2 separate regions of the Mus musculus genome follow, and region 2 is linked to region 1. Evidence: chromatin loops called from intact Hi-C (ENCODE). Cell type or tissue: gastrocnemius. All regions are shown on one strand. Links, peaks and the distances in the headings refer to the core of each region. The heading gives the core; the rest is flanking DNA.

What was found. A loop is a pair of places that touch in the nucleus more often than their neighbours do. Peaks named below come from ENCODE experiments on the same cell type or tissue, not always from the same donor. Only the 100,000 strongest peaks of a DNase experiment are listed, where the experiment ranks them.
Region 2: a loop joins it to region 1, with 4 times the contacts of the local background. A loop is called at or near these places in 8 of 42 quality-filtered maps.

Annotation. Positions count from the first base shown.
Region 1 is chr16:30,597,494-30,605,061 of GRCm38, reverse strand. Fam43a (family with sequence similarity 43, member A) reads right to left here and starts at 5,339. Exons shown (of 1, transcript NM_177632.3): 1 at 2,265-5,339. The coding sequence starts at 4,462. The coding sequence ends at 3,188. In gastrocnemius, for the core only: CTCF peaks have their summits at 3,517 (motif pointing left) and 5,287; DNase peaks (open chromatin) are centred at 4,389, 4,989, 5,339, 6,492 and 2 more places; H3K4me3 peaks cover 3,607 bases; H3K27ac peaks cover 3,418 bases.
Region 2 is chr16:30,817,574-30,825,141 of GRCm38, reverse strand. No RefSeq gene overlaps it. Among named protein-coding and RNA genes, the nearest start is that of Gm26295, 7.2 kb to the right of the region's middle. In gastrocnemius, for the core only: no CTCF peak of the experiment used is centred there; a DNase peak (open chromatin) is centred at 3,641; H3K4me3 peaks cover 1,316 bases; H3K27ac peaks cover 3,491 bases.

The DNA.
Region 1 (7,568 bases), core at 2,569-7,568:
CCTCTGCAACAAGCCCTCCTGCCTCCGGAAGTCACTTGAGTTCTATGCCATCAGTGCTGTGCTGTTGGACTAGCAGTGTGACTCAGGCTGCAAGAGAGTGAGCAGTGTCTCACTGCATTTAAAACACCAGCGGGTTACACAGATGAAGTGGGAAGCAGGTACCTCACCTTACAAAAGGGAGGAGGTCCGCGTGATCACAGCAGACGCCGGGCCTCTCTGGAGTGTACTTTTCGCCCCATAGCCTGAGCCAGCTGTCATCACACCAAACTGTCTAGCACCACTAGGTACCAGAAACAAAGTTTTGTTGTGTCTTCATTCAAGACATTTCTCCTTTGTCTAGTGATGTCATCCCTGGAAGACGGAGATGAAGCAAGCCACTGCATCGTGTTTCCCCTTCGCATCTCTTCTAGAATTACATCAGCCAAGAGCCCTGAGGTGCGGTGACAAACAGCCAAGAAGCCAAGGGGAGCAAGAGGGAGGCAAGGACGAGAGAGGGAGGAAGGGTGCTGCCTCTTTTTCCATCAGCATTTCTTGTTCCTACTCCTAAATCAAGCAAGAAGGCAGGAAAAAAAGAAAATCAAACTTTAAAGACAGAATCGCCTTGTGCTTGCTGGTGGCATTGGCTTAAACGCTGTTGTCCTATCTACAGCCTTTGCTGATGAAAGCCAACCTTGGCGTGAGGTCTGGCTAACAGTTAAGGGCCTATTCCTGGGTAGGAATTGTATCAGCTCCACTGCCTTAGACGTCCTTAGGTTTTGTTCGGTGGAGGAAGTTGGCAGTGTGGAAGTAACTGGAAATGTGAACTCTGTCAGACAGGAGACCGATGGCTCACACAGCTATCTGCGGGCGGTGTCGCCAAAGACGGCTGCAGCAGGGTGTGCTGCTGCTTCCCTTCCTGATGTCTACCTGAACATTTCAAAATGTCATTCGATGATGTACCTCTGATGCATTCTGGGAGATGAAGACTTTACCAGACCAAACTAGAGGATTAAAAGGTGTGGCCTGTGTCCTTAAAAAGACATTGAATATTAAAAGAAAAAAAATACTTCCCACACCCCCACCCCTTTTATTTTCTTTTAAAGGGATAGGTTTATTGCTGAACCACTCCCATTAATTAGGAAGAAAACTTCACCCTCCCTTCCTCTCTGATTCCAGTGCCCTCCAGTCTCCTCGGGATTCTTGGGCCTAGCCGTTCAGAACATATTTTGGAAGAAAACAAAGCAAAGTGGCCTCAGGACAGCTCGAAAGGGCCAGTAGTGAGATCCATTTCGGCCGCACAGGAAGAGAGATCCAAAAGGGCAATGGGAAAAATGATTGGCAGAAGGGAATTCGGGCAGCTTCTGGGTGTAACCCAACCAGAGACATCTGGTTGGAGTTCACAACAGAAACAAACGGAGAAAGCATGAACAGCCCACAGCACACACCCGCACGCCAAGCCAACAGCTCCGCTGTCTTGCTCTCAGAATGGTTCCCACTGGGCCAGGCTGGGCTGCAAGGGCAGGAAACAGGCAGTTCAAGCTGTCTCCCCGAGCCCCACCTGCGCCATTACTCACTTCACCCCCCACCCCCGGGTGGCTGGGGCCTACAACTTTTCTCTTTGCTTTTCTTCCCAGAGAAAAACAAAGGCCTCACTCCACTGAGTCCCTCTTTAGGGTGCTAGTCCGGTCTCCAAAGCACCGTGGCAATTTGCAGAGGAAAAGGACTATAGATTATGTTTGTACTTGGTCACTAGGCCAACCCACAGGAGGTGGTTAAAAAAAAAAAAAGCTCAGCACACGGCAAGTCACTCAGTAAACAGCCATCCACGTGACTCGTGTAAACAGCGTGGGCAGTTGAATTTACACTGACCTCTCCAAAATTAGCTTGAAGGAAAAAAAAATCCATATGCCAGGCATAACGAATGTTGCACAGCTTTGACCCCCAACATTTGGGAAACAGAGGCAAGCAGATCTCTCAATTTGAAGCCAGCCTGGTCTGTATTAGGAAGTTCCTGGCCAGTTAGAGCCGCACAGTGCGTCTCTTGTCTCAAAAGCAACAAGCAAGCAAAACTGCACACACACACACAATGGGAATATGAAATATACAGAGGCTGGCCACAGATAAAACACCCCGAGTTGGTCTGATCCAAAAGCACGCTATGGGTGGCAAGGTCTCACCTCCGGCTCTCTTCCAGCCACAGCAGGACCACACTAAAACTGGAGGCACAACCCCGCCCCCACCTCCTCCCCGCCAATCATCTGGGGTAGCATTTCCAGAGGCTCTCGCCTGTTCTGACAGCTTTTCCTCTTTATTCTCACCCCGCTGCTGACATGCCAACAGAACTGAAACAAGGCTGCTCAAAAAAATAACAAAATGTTTTATACACATTTCCATATATACAACCGTACAACATTTTACAGGTATCTTTTGCACAGCAAAAGAGATATAAACATTCAGCTCCGAGAACACAGTTATGTACAAAAAACAAAAAGTCAAAAATACTTCACAACAGTGCAAAAATATTTTACATAGCATCATGGAGTAGGAGCTTTGGGGCCAGAGGAAGGTGTGTATTTCTAAAGGAAAATTCCTTTTTTGTTTTTTAGATATTAGGTTTCTTTAACTGTAAACAAAACACGACTTTCATACACTGCCCCCCCCCCCAAGAAGAGTTATTTGAGAAATTTGGCAAACTTTCAAGAGTTTGAGTCTGAGGTAAACAGCCCAAGCTCCCCTATCCGAAAGAACTGGGGGCAGGTAAAGTGGCATTGAAGCCTCCAACGTTTTGAAAGTGACTTTGTTAATGAGATATTGATGACAGAAAGAGGCCTTCCAGTCAGGGGGTCTGGAGAGGAAGTTAACCCCTCCTTCCCTAGCCCCAGCTGCCTCACAAACAGGAAACCGGCTGCTGGGCACCTCCAGCCCGCCCTTGGCCTTTTCCAACTTCAGCCAGCTCTCCCTCACCCACCTTTGTAGTGCTTCTCGCCCTCCCTGCCCCCCATCCCCCTGTTCACAACCTGAGCCACCTCTGAGCCAAAGCGCTGGGGCAACTAGCAAGAGGGAATAGCTTCCCCAGAAAACTCCAAAGTCGGGTCTGGGCTTCAAGTGCATCATTTTCCCTTTCCTGGAGGTTAGGGGGAATAGAACTACTGTTGGGGAGCCACTATGTGTATGTTGGGAGGGGCGCACAGAGAAGTCTTCTGGCAGCTTAGCCCGAGTAGGGCTCATCTAGGCTGGTGCTGTCAGCAGGGCCCGATGGGTTGCCAGGGCTGACAGGGGTGGCATCCAGGCCTCCGCCCTCGATGGAGCTCTCGCTGCCTGTGCTCTCGCCCGACAGCAGGCGTGTCACCCTTAAATCGGTCTCCAGGGTGCTCACGTCATTGCCAAAGCTAAGGTCGCCCAGGTCACTAATAAGCTGTGACAGTTGGGCCTTCATGTCTGAGGCACAGACTGACAGAGGAAGTGATGTCCCCGAGCTGGGGCCCAGCGAGACCCCGCCGTCCCCCAACGCCTCCTCGTGGCCATTTTCCAGCGGGTCCAGCAAGTCCTCACATTCCAACTGCATGGCCACCACCAGCGCCCTCTGCGCCTCAGCCTCTTCCTCTGCTGGATCCCCATCCCCCACACCGTCCTCTTCTTCCTCCTCCTCCAGGCAGTCCTCCAGATGCTCCTCTTCTTCCTCCTGCAGCTCCTCCTCTTGCTGTTCCCCAAGCAGGTCCTCGGTGATGGAGCCCAGCTTGGGAGCGCTGCGGCTGCGCTCCACTGGCGGCTTGTAGCAGCAAGGTCCGTGCAAGAGCAGCTTGCGCAGCGGCACTAGTGGGATGGTGTGTGCGCCCACCAACTCCTGCTGCTGGTGACGCGCATCATCCCGCCGCTTGAGACGTTTAAACTCTGCCAGAGCGTTGGCTGATGTCTGGTAAAGCAGCAGAGCCATGGCCTGAGCCTTCTCCGGCTTGGACACCAGCACCGCGTGGCAGCGTAGCATTACCGCCTTGTGCTTCAGCTCATGCCGGTATACCCAGGCGAAGACTTTGGGTAGCCGCGCGTCTGCCACACAGTAGGTGACGCGGTGCAGCAGGTAGAGGTGGCCGGGACGTCGCAGCGCTCGCTCCTCGGCATGCACCATGCGGATGCCTTGCGCACTCACGGTCAGCTTCATCTTAGTCCCTTGACGGCCGGCCTCACTCTTGCTCCAGATCTTGCCCACCGCTAGGTCAGTGCAACCGTCCCCGCGCGCCTGGATGGTGGTGGCATTCCCCAGGTAGAGCACAGTGTAAGTGGGGTCCTCGCTGGTGATGTGCAGCTTCTTGCGCTTGGAGCGGAACATGCTGCCCACCCGGCTGAGCGCGCCTTCCGGGCAGGCTCTCGCCAAGGAGCTGAGCGCGGAGTAGTGCAGGCTCACAGCGTAGCCCTTAGGCTTGGACGCCTGCCGCGGCGGCGCCTCGGCCAGCAGCTCGAACTTGTGCTTCTTCCACGGCAGCATCTCCGGAGGACGCCCGGGAGTGGCTGGGGCGGCGGTGGCCGAGCGCGGGGTGAGAGCCCCGCAGGGCCACCAACCCAGGCTACGCTTGGCCCGGGCAAGCTCGAAAAATAAAACTCAGGCTGGGAGGACCTCCGGGGCAGGGAGATGGAGGCAGGAGAGGCCAGATAGTGCTTGGGAACCCCGCAGGGACTGGGGTAGGATATTAGAAAAAAATATTCAGGAAAGAGAGAGAGAGAGAGAGAGAGAGAGAGAGAGAGAGAGAGAAGCCTAGATGAGGAGGACCAGGACAAAAGTCTCAAACAAGCAACAAAATAAGAGAGCGGAGCGGAAAATATTTTAGAAAAAGGCCAAATGAGTGCGTACAAATAAATAAAGGTGGGCGGCTCGGCCAAAGCAACCGGGATGGTGAGAGAAATAAGCTGGAACTCTTCTTCAGCGAACGTGACACACACACAAGTCTTGGGCCAGGGCCAGGAGCCGCGGAAACTACAGCAGTGCGCCCAGGGGCCGGTGCTCCCCACCCCCAGTGGGTGCAGAAGAGGGCGAGCCCCTTGGCTGGACTGGTCCCTGAATAAGCAGCTTGCCCCAAGTGTGGTCCGAGAGGTCTGGCTGGCCGCGGCGGGCCAAGCACAGCGGTCCCGCAGCTCACTGCATCCTCGCTCCGAGGGGACGCCGGAGACTCGCGCTCGGCCGTCTCGGCCAAGGTAGCGCGGGGTTCGGAGGGCAGGACGCGCACATCGTCCGCTCCGGGGACTGCCGCTACCTCATTGCTTCCCTCCGGGGGTGTCCGGCTCCGCTTCGGGGTTCTCGGCGATCTGCAGCGCGCCCTCTGTGGTCGTGCGCGCGGTAGCCGACTTGCTCGCTTCACATCATTGCCGTCCGGGAGGAAGATCTCGGGTTAATATAGGCCGGCACGAACCATTCACCGCGCGGACAGGGGAGGAGCACAGGAGAGGATCCCTTTAGGGCTGCGACGCCGGACGCAGTTCTGGTCTCTTAAAGGGACCAGGTTGCAGGCACTGGTCGAGAGAAGGGAAGACTAGTCCACTTAGGCAACCACGTTCCAAATTTACCAGCATCTCTTTTAGCTATAGAAACCAAAAGACCTGGAGTTACCCGATAGATAGCAAGAGGAACTTAAACTTTGACACTCCACCCTAGGCTAAATTGCAACTCGCTGAATAAGTCTACGTCTAGATCGAAACTTCTGGAGGAGGCGGTGGAAGTTGAGCTTGTAGGCTCTGGGGAAAATTGCGTAGTATTTTGTCGTTGTGGTGACTGTTGTTGTGTTCCTTCTGTGACAACTTCAAGAGAATTTGCAGGTTCTGTTTACTATTATTCTTTAATAATCATCTATTAAGGAAAATAAAGAGCCAGGCGGTGGTGGCGCACACCTTTAATCCCAGCACTTGGGAGGCAGAGGCAGGCGGATTTCTGAGTTCGAGACCAGCCTGGTCTACAGAGTGAGTTCCAGGAGAGCCAGGGCTACACAGAGAAACTGGGGGGGGGGGGGGGGGGAATCAGGAGGGGGGGGCAAACTATAAGAGAATCAATTTTTTGCCTGTTACTCTTCTCCTGGTGCCATTTATCCGCCGGTGAGCAGCAAGCAGGTAGTGGAAAGTTCGTGGTTAAGATGACTGCCATGAACAATATTGAACACAGTAGTGAATGGTCCCTAAGTTACTTGCTTCCAGTTTCCACCCCCGACCCAAACTGCCACAGACCCTCAGAGTAAGGCACTTTTTCGAGACATATGAAGTTTCTAAGTAAGGCTGTGCTGCTGTTTGTAGAGCCATCACTGATGCAATTTGGGTGACAATGCTTAGTAAAAACTCAGATGATACTTTTCATACTCTTTTTTCACGAGCTAACTGGACAACGTGGGGTTTGTTTGTTCCCCTTTATTTTCCCTCCCCTGAGACAGGATCTGGTTACCTCGATCAGGCTCTACGCACATTTGGATCCTCTTGTCTCCGTCTCCACATTGTGGCATGCACCACCATGTCTAGCTCTAGACAAGATACCCTCACTCGCCGGCTTGCCCCTCTGAACCCTCCACAACCTTCTGGACACCCAGGGGCCAACCAGTAAAAGCTAAACGACTTCTATTTGATGAATGAGACATCCGAGCAAACATATATATATATATATATATATATATATATATATATATATATTTTTTTTTTTTTTTTTTTTGCTGGGTTAACTTCAGCCAGAAAAGCCCAAAGTCCTATGAGAATCTGGGAAAAGAGAAAAGAGAGTTCCCAGTGACTAAGAAAATTAAAGAGGATCCAGGGAGCAAGCGATGTTTGAAAGATGATTTCCCCAAGTGGGAGGGGGATTGGAGGGCTCTCTGAGAGCAGAGGATGATGCAATGCCAAGATTAAAATGCAGACACTTGTATGAGATTCGACAGAGTCAGTGATAACAATAAAGAAATGTTTCCCCATCAAAGAAATGTCCTATAATGGATTTAAAACCCTCTCTCTCTGTAGGAAGAAATGGCCTTTTCCTGACTGGCCGTTAACGAGGGTCCTAGTGCCCAACTTGCCAGCTGTGTGGGTGGGCTAAGGCGGGGGGGGGGGGGGGAATACCAGACACCAGGATGGAACAAACCAGAATTATAATAATCCATCATGCCAACATTGATGTTTCTTTTCTGCCAAAGGGACTGCAATATTGTGCGTATTTGTGTGTGCACACAATAGAAATTATTGTTCAATGCCAATAATGACAACTTGCAAATTCGAAAGAACAAAATATTCTGGGGAAAGCATGCCAACTTAGCCTTCAGCTGAGTGATCCTCTATAATCCCCAACTCTAAATTCTAAACTAGAGCCCATATCCAAGAAGTTAACATTGCCAAGTGTCCAGGATGTCTGAGGGCCAGAAGGGCTTCGGGGAGCAAAAAGAGGACCAAAGCTGGTCTCATCTCCAATGAAGGTATGACTATGGGCTACACCCAGTTACAGAGAAACCAGAGAGAAGCAGCGATAAGGAAGCATCCACTACAGCTCTCTGGTGGCAGCCAGAGCACCAGTCTCAGAGGTACAGGCTGTGTCATGCCTAACTACCTGTTTAATAAGCTTGTTTCGATCTTGGAAG
Region 2 (7,568 bases), core at 1,581-6,580, 220 kb before region 1:
TAGTGGTGCCCACCTTCAATCTCAGCACTTGGGAGGCAGAAGCAGATGGATGTGTCTGAGTTTGAGGCCAGCCTGGTCTACAGAGTGAGTTCCAGAATAGACAGGCATATACAGAGATACCCTGTCTCAAGAATCAGAAATCAAAAATTTAAAAAAAATTTGCATGTCATTAGTTAGGACAAGGTTGACCATCTTCTTCCATGTTTACTTTTGTTTGTTTTGTTCTTTTTTTTTCCCCACGTTGAGGATCAAACCCAGAGCCTTATACACAGAGGCAAGCTCTCTACTGACTGAGCTACACCTTCAGCTCCTGTCTTGACTTTCCTCTGGATACTTCTCCTTTGCCCATATCTTTGTGCACCTTTATATTGTTGCAGTCATAAAAACAACCTTTTGATCTATGGTTTTGATAGACCAATACTCCCCCAAGTTGTGGAATTATCTTCCAAAAAACCCATGCATGCTAGGTTGAAAATGATGCATGCTGATGATGTGGTTAGCATACCAACATGGCAGCTAAGCAACACTACAGGTATCTGCTATTTCTCCCTTGGGATTCCCTGCTTGCCTCAGGGCTGTAGTTCACTTTTGCTGCCCAGCCTCACAGGGGCAGAGAGTTTTGGTTTATTTATCTACCAAGCACACTGCTATGTTCTGCATGGCTTGGGTTCGGAACCTTAGATAGTAGTGTGGAGGTGGTGAAGAAAGGATAAATACATCTACACATGTTCAGTGAAGCTGGGATCAGGTGGGTTTCTCTACTGCTACAATTGGCTGTAAACATCTGCAAGAGTGAGCCACAGTTGTTAGTCTTTGTACCCACTGATCAGCCATCCATAAACACTCAAGCTCAGCTCCTTCAAGCTTTGCTCATTCTTCCTGAGTGTGGCCCATACGTGTCTTAGAGCCCTTAACAAGCCTCGCCCACATCAAAATACACATCCACTCACTCAGCCATGAGTGTTCGCCATACAAGCGTCCACCGAGCTTCTGTGTGCCAGCAACTTTTAGGTGCTCCTTGTCTCTGAGTCCACTCTTGGGTCTCTAAATGAGTCTATCTTGTCTTGGTGTGAATTGGAGTTACCTAAGTCCTGTGTTAGGTAACTTCAGATTGCACACCCTCCCCAGTGAATTTATTTTCCATTCATGTGTTAAAAGACAAAGAATTTTACTTGGATTCATGACTTCCGATGTTTCGGCCCCCTGTCCTTGGCCCTGTTGATTCTGGGCCAGCCAAACAGCCTGGTAGCAGAAGCATAAGGCAGAGACCACTAAGCTCCTGTGTATAGGAAGCGGAGTGTCTTAGATGGGGTTCTATTGCTGGATTAAAGACCAAGACCCAAAGCAGCCCATCTCAGCCATAGTCCATCACTGACAGAAGTCAAAGCAGAAAGTTAAGGCAGGAAACCCGCAGGCAGGGACTGAAGCAGAGATCATGGAGGAGTGCTATTCACTGGCTTGCTCAGCCTGATTTCATATACAGCCCAGGACCACCTGCCCCAGAGTGACCTGGGTCCTCCCATATCCATGACTAATCAAGAAAATGCCCCAAAGCCTTGCCTACTGGCCAACCCTATGGAGGAGGCATTTTCTCAGTTAAGTTTCCCTTTTCCAAAATAGCCTTAGCTTGTGTAAATTGGAAAAAAACGGGGGGGGGGGTGTAACAGAAAATAGGAAAAGACTGAATTCAGCCATAATCCTCAAAGGGAGACACCCACAGTGACCTACTTCCTTCAGTAAGACCACATCTCCTAAAGTTTCCATCACATTCCATAATAGTGTCAGTGACAGAGAATTAGGCATGTAGCACAAGAACCTTGGGGACACCATAGTCATTATAACAATGCCACAGTTAGACACAGGCATTCTCAGGCAGTCTGCCATGATCCAGTGTTTTTCCTGCCCCTTTAAAGAAAGTACTTATTTTCAGGTGACACAGTATGTTCCTAGTTGTTTCTGGGGGTACAGGTAGCATCGCAGGCTGTGTACACAACAGGTAGTGACTCACTAGGGGCACCGGGAAAGCCTATCAGCTCCACCATTTATCAACATTTTAGGCACTGAGAATCTTCAAGATCCCCTCTGCTGGCATTGTCTAGAATTCGCCCCTCTGCTAGGATGAAATGAGTCAATTCAAGCTTGATTAGATTATATAAAGGCAGGTTGATTGGGAAGCCACTCTCTGATCCCAAGGAACAAGGCCAGATAAGTTGCCATGAGGAGGGAGACAGAGGGGAGGGAGAAGAGGAAGCAGAGAGAGAAAAAGAGGGTCAGGAGGGCTGGGACTACCAACATTTCAGTGTTATAGAGGGAAGAACTTCTGGAGGCGGGGAAGGAAGCTCCACTCCTCAGCTGGAAAGTTCAGGGTAGAGGGCTGGGTATGCCAGGTAGGGACTGAGGGATTCTGGGAGAACCTGAGGGCCAGGTCCACTTTGATAAGTTAAATATGCACCACACCTGTTTGTCCCAGTTTTGAATGCCAACACCATCATCTTCCCTAGAGAGCAGACCAATATTTATTCTGCCCTTCTTGCAGACATCTATTCACTCGTGGTAAACATTGTACCATGCTAAGAGGAGCATAAGATGAGATGAGTCCCAAACCCACACATGGGATGACATTCTCAGAATGGGCCTCTGCTGGGAACTTGAGCCTGGTACCAGAAAATCTCCTTCCTGGGGGAAATGGCCTTCACTCGCCTTGCCTTTCGCTGAGTCAGTGTTTACAGTAGATCTAGCCTCCGTCTGCCATCAGCTTGAGCCCTTTCCGCAGCCTTCCCAGCAAAAGGCACCAGGAGTGTACCAGACATATGCCAAGGTCGGGAATTTCAACGCTGTCTAAGGCACCCTGGTAAATGGCTTATTATGGAGACGGGGCTTCTTCTCTGCTCCTGGGTGCTCTGGATCTGCACAGTGAGTCTGCTGGGGCATTTTCCTATAGCAGATCTGCAGAGATTGATTGTCCCTTTCATTCATTGTGCCCACCATACAAGTCCCTGGATTCACCCACCCTGATCTCCACCCAAAGTCATGCGCTCTCCACAACTCTCCACACGTGCCTTTTCCAGAACTCTGCTTCTCAGCTCACTGACCGTGTGCCACTGGATAGCAAAGCATATTAAAACCCAGCCTGACTAGATCCCATTAATCAACTACGCGTGGGAGGGAGCGGGAGAGATTCCTGGCAGGGACCTGGTCCTCTCTCTGTTAATGACTTCAGAGAACTAAATATATTTTGGAATAGCTAGAGATGAGCTTGAAATGCACTAAAAGTTGTTTTCCAGAAGCCTTAAATGTGTCTCTTCTCTTTGTGTTGGCATTTTTAAAGCATTCTCCAAATGTCATTGCTGGAATAAATAAATGAATAAACAAACAAAACGCCATGAAACACACTTGAAAGTTGTAGCAGGCAGTAAAGCTATGACATCTGCTTCATTGATTAGAATTTGCACGGAAAGATAGCTGCGAGCAGCGTGTGAAAGCTTTTACTTTGCCTTTGGTTTCTCCTTGTGTCTCACTTCGAATAATTTCCACTCACATCCTTCTGTCCCTGGGGCCTTCAAGCCTGGTAAATAAGCAGACCCCAGGGATCTCCAAGGAGCCAGCAACATCCGGGAAACCGGAGCCGGGAGGCTCTGCGCAACCCTCCCCCACACACCACTTTCCAGGAAGGAGTGGCTGAGCCAGAACAATGACTTTGGCATGCAACTAGTCCTGGGTCAACTTTCCCCCACTCTTTTCCTCTTTCCTCCTGCCCCGTGACCTCGTGACTTCGGGCAGGGAGAAGGCTCCCCGTTAGCCCCTGACTCCGGAATGCTGCACTGATCGACCATGCTTTTGTCCTGTGCCTCAGGACTCCACGCAGAGCTGAGCTGGGTAGAGCTTCCTCTCCAACTCGGAGAAGAATGTCAGTCAGGAAGCTCAGCTATCCAGAGAATGTGAAATAACAATATTTTAATGGAATCTTTTTCTTTTCTTCACCTCATCTAATGCAGAACTGGTAGTCTGTCTATCTGTAAATTACGCCATTTTCACAACTGGAGAGATTTTCTGATTGTGACTCAATAAATCCTTGGTGCTTTTTTTTCCCTCCTACCACAGAGAGGCATTGCTGTGGTGCTCTGGTCTGCAGGTGCTGTGCAAGAGCTGGGGTGCTCTTATACAGGCTGTGTTGCTAACAGAGGGAGCATCCTTGAGACGTTTTCCTGCAATGATGCCGGTGAGCCATGCCATGGCTAAGAATCGCCCAGGGAGTTGATGGTACTTTCTAAGACTTGGGGCCCAGTCTTGGAATGGTAGCTTAATGTTTGACAGTTTAAACTGGAGTAGCTCCAGAGCTCTTTGTTGGCTCCAACACATGGATAAGGTTTTCTAGAACATTTACTCCATCCCATCCCCCAATTAAAAAAAAAATTTTTTTTTAATTTTGTTTGTATAATTTGGTCTGCATGTTTGTCTGTGCACCCCGTGTGTGCCTGATGCCCACAGAGGTCTGAAGTTGATGTCAGATCCTCTGGAACTGGGATTCCAAGTGGTTGAGGTTGCCATGTGGGTTTTGGGATCAACCTGGGTCCTCTGGAAGAGCAGCTGAGCCATTTCTGCAGCCCTTCTAGATTAATTGTGAGACTCCATGACAGGCTTCAAACTGCAAGTCTAGAGAGTCTAGGTCTAACAACTGGGCAAGTCCAGGCAAGCCCAGGTAAGCCAGTTACTAGAAAAAAGCCCCAGACTTGAGGCAGCTAGTCAGAAACTGCCCTGCCATTAGAAGCTGCCCGGCCACCTGGACAGAAGCAAGGACAACGGGTCAGCAAGTTTCCAGACTTCCTCAGCAACAGTTTCCAGCCCCCCCCCCCCCCCCCCCGCAACACCCTAGTTTTGAAATGCCCCTGGAGACTACCTACCCTGGAATCCACTAACGTTCTTTAAATCTGGCCTGCAAGCTCACTTGGTTGTCTCTCTATCTTGGTAATGGAAGACCCCAGCATGCTGGACTTTAGCAGAATAAAACACTCTTTGCGTTTGCATACTGTTTGAGTCTGAGGTATCATTCTTCTGTGAATCATAGACCCTTACCATTCTTCCTATGGTCAATGCCAAACTCGGTGAGAGCAATAAAAAAGATACTGTATTCTTTATGAAATAGCATTTTGATGTTTGAGCCGAGCATCATTAGAATCCAACAATTCGGCATTATCTGGGATTGACTGCTGAATACATTCTCGTCTGTGTTGAAATAACTGCAGTTTTTGTGTTACAATGAAGATTATAAACAATTAAAATAATGAAGTCAAAGTCAAGGGCACAATTCACATCCCTAGGCTCTGAACACTTCCCTATTTAAAAACTGGAAGGAAAACAAAGACAAAATTCTGTATTAACATCCCTGGCTTTCCCAGATGAAATAGGCCTGTCCAGGTATACTTTAAAATCCAAGATTTCAATTAAAACAGCTCTCCTGGCAAGAAGACCTTATAAAAAAATCTCGTCGAATCAGGGGAATTCAGAATCCTTCTTTTGGTTCACTTTATGAAAATGAGAAGTCTTGAGGCCAGACTGGTTTTTCTTAAAATGGAAGTGTGTCTTTAGCACAGTATTTGACACTACTGTTTTCTGTTGGGGAGGGGGGTGGGTAGCAGAAAAGAAAAAGTGCTTAGAAGGAAGAAGCCCAGATTCTAGGGCGAGCTGGATCATCTTGGACTTCACATTCTGATCTCCTTCATCTTGCTTCCTGGCCACCTGGGAGGAAAGCAGATCACAGAGGGGCAGGGCTGGAAGGAGAGACAGGAGGGAAGCGTTGAGCACCTGTCCTTGAGCTGAGCAAGTAGGATGAGTGATTTCCAGATGCCCCAGTTGAGGGACAGGTTTGCTTGCCTGAGGTGGGAAGTCCTGAGCGAAACAGGACTTCCGAGTTCCTGAAGAAGAAGGAGAGTTCCTGTGAACTTGGAAGTCTTGTTTCCCTCAGGACTTCCCACCATATTTGTCCGAGAATTCTCCAGTTTTCCTGACCTGAAAAAATTTGGTGTAGACGAGGAGAAGAAGGAAGGAAACCACCAGGGGCCAACTTTGAAGACCCTGATGTCTCCCCCACACTAACCAGTGAGAGTTAAGGACATGCTAGGTGCAGGACAAGATCACTTCTCTAAGCTGGCAAGCAAGCCTGCTGGGTGGGGTGGGGGACAGAGATGGGGAGCATCTCCTTGGGGTTCCTTCCTGCCAGCTGGCCTGGTACCCAGTCATCTCATCCCAGCCCACCAGAGAGCTACCAATAATGCAAATCTTCAAAGCAAGCAGTCAGGGTTGCTTTCCAGCTCCTTGACCTCTCTGAGTTTGACAGCTCCTTCCCAGAGATAGGGCAGTGGGCTGGGGGGAGGGAGATACTTGTGTTTGCTTTGGAAACTCTCCAAGTCTGTGAGCAATCCCAGGTTTAACGCTTAGGCCTAAGGAGAATTCCACGTTTCACTGGGGAAGTCTCATGAGACACAAGAGATTTGTGATGTTCACTGGCACCAGAGCGTTTGAGACTTGGGACAAGTTTTCTAAGACACGATATTTATTCCAAAGAATTTGACCTCAGCCTTAGCTGTTTATCCCAAGTGTAAGAGGCCTCAGAAAACAACAGCACCACCTTATCCTCATGAGGATGCGCAGTGGACTCAGAGTGTGTGTGACCCAGCCCACTGCTTGCTTTCATCAATATTTTGTTGTAAAACTTTCAACTCCAAAGAAAAACTTCAAGAAGTCCGCTATGTGCACTTACACTGTGTGCTTTGCTCTGTATATGGAACACATCAATCCAGGAATGAAGACCACGGGCCAAGCAGATGGTACAAGACCTGAGTTGGATCAGAGCCCACATTAAGAGAGAGAGGGCAGGGGGTGCAGAGGCATATTTGCAATCCCAGCATTGGGGAGGTAGAGACAAGTAGATATCTGGGGCTTGCTGGGCAGGCAGCCACATCTACCAAGTTTCTGTATGAGAGATCTTGTCTCAAAAGAAGAAACATGGAGCCGGGTATGATGGCACACGCCTTTAATCCCAGCACTTAGGAGGCAGAGGCAGGCGGATTTCTGAGTTCGAGGTCAGCCTGGTCTACAGAGTGAGTTCCAGGACAGCCACGGCTACACAGAGAAACCCTGTCTCAACAAACAAACAAACAAACAAACAAAACCAAAGAAGAAGAAGAAGAAGAAGGAGAAGGAGAAGGAGAAGGAGAAGGAGAAGGAGAAGGAGAAGGAGAAGGAGAAGGAGAAGGAGAAGGAGAAGGAGAAGGAGAAGGAGAAGGAGAAGGAGAAGGAGAAGAAGAAGAAGAAGAAGAAGAAGAAGAAGAAGAAGAAGAAGAAGAAGAAGAAGAAGAAGAAGAAGAAGAAGAAGAAGAAGAAGAAACATGGAGCTGGGTAGTGGTGATGCACACCTTTAAACCCAGGACTTAGGAGGCAGTGGCAGGCAAATCTTTGAGTTCGAGGCCAGCCTGGCCTACAGAATGAGTTCTAGAACAGCCAGGACTATACAGAGAAACCCTGTCTCAAAAAACCAAAAAGAAGAAACACGAATACACAACTGAGATTGA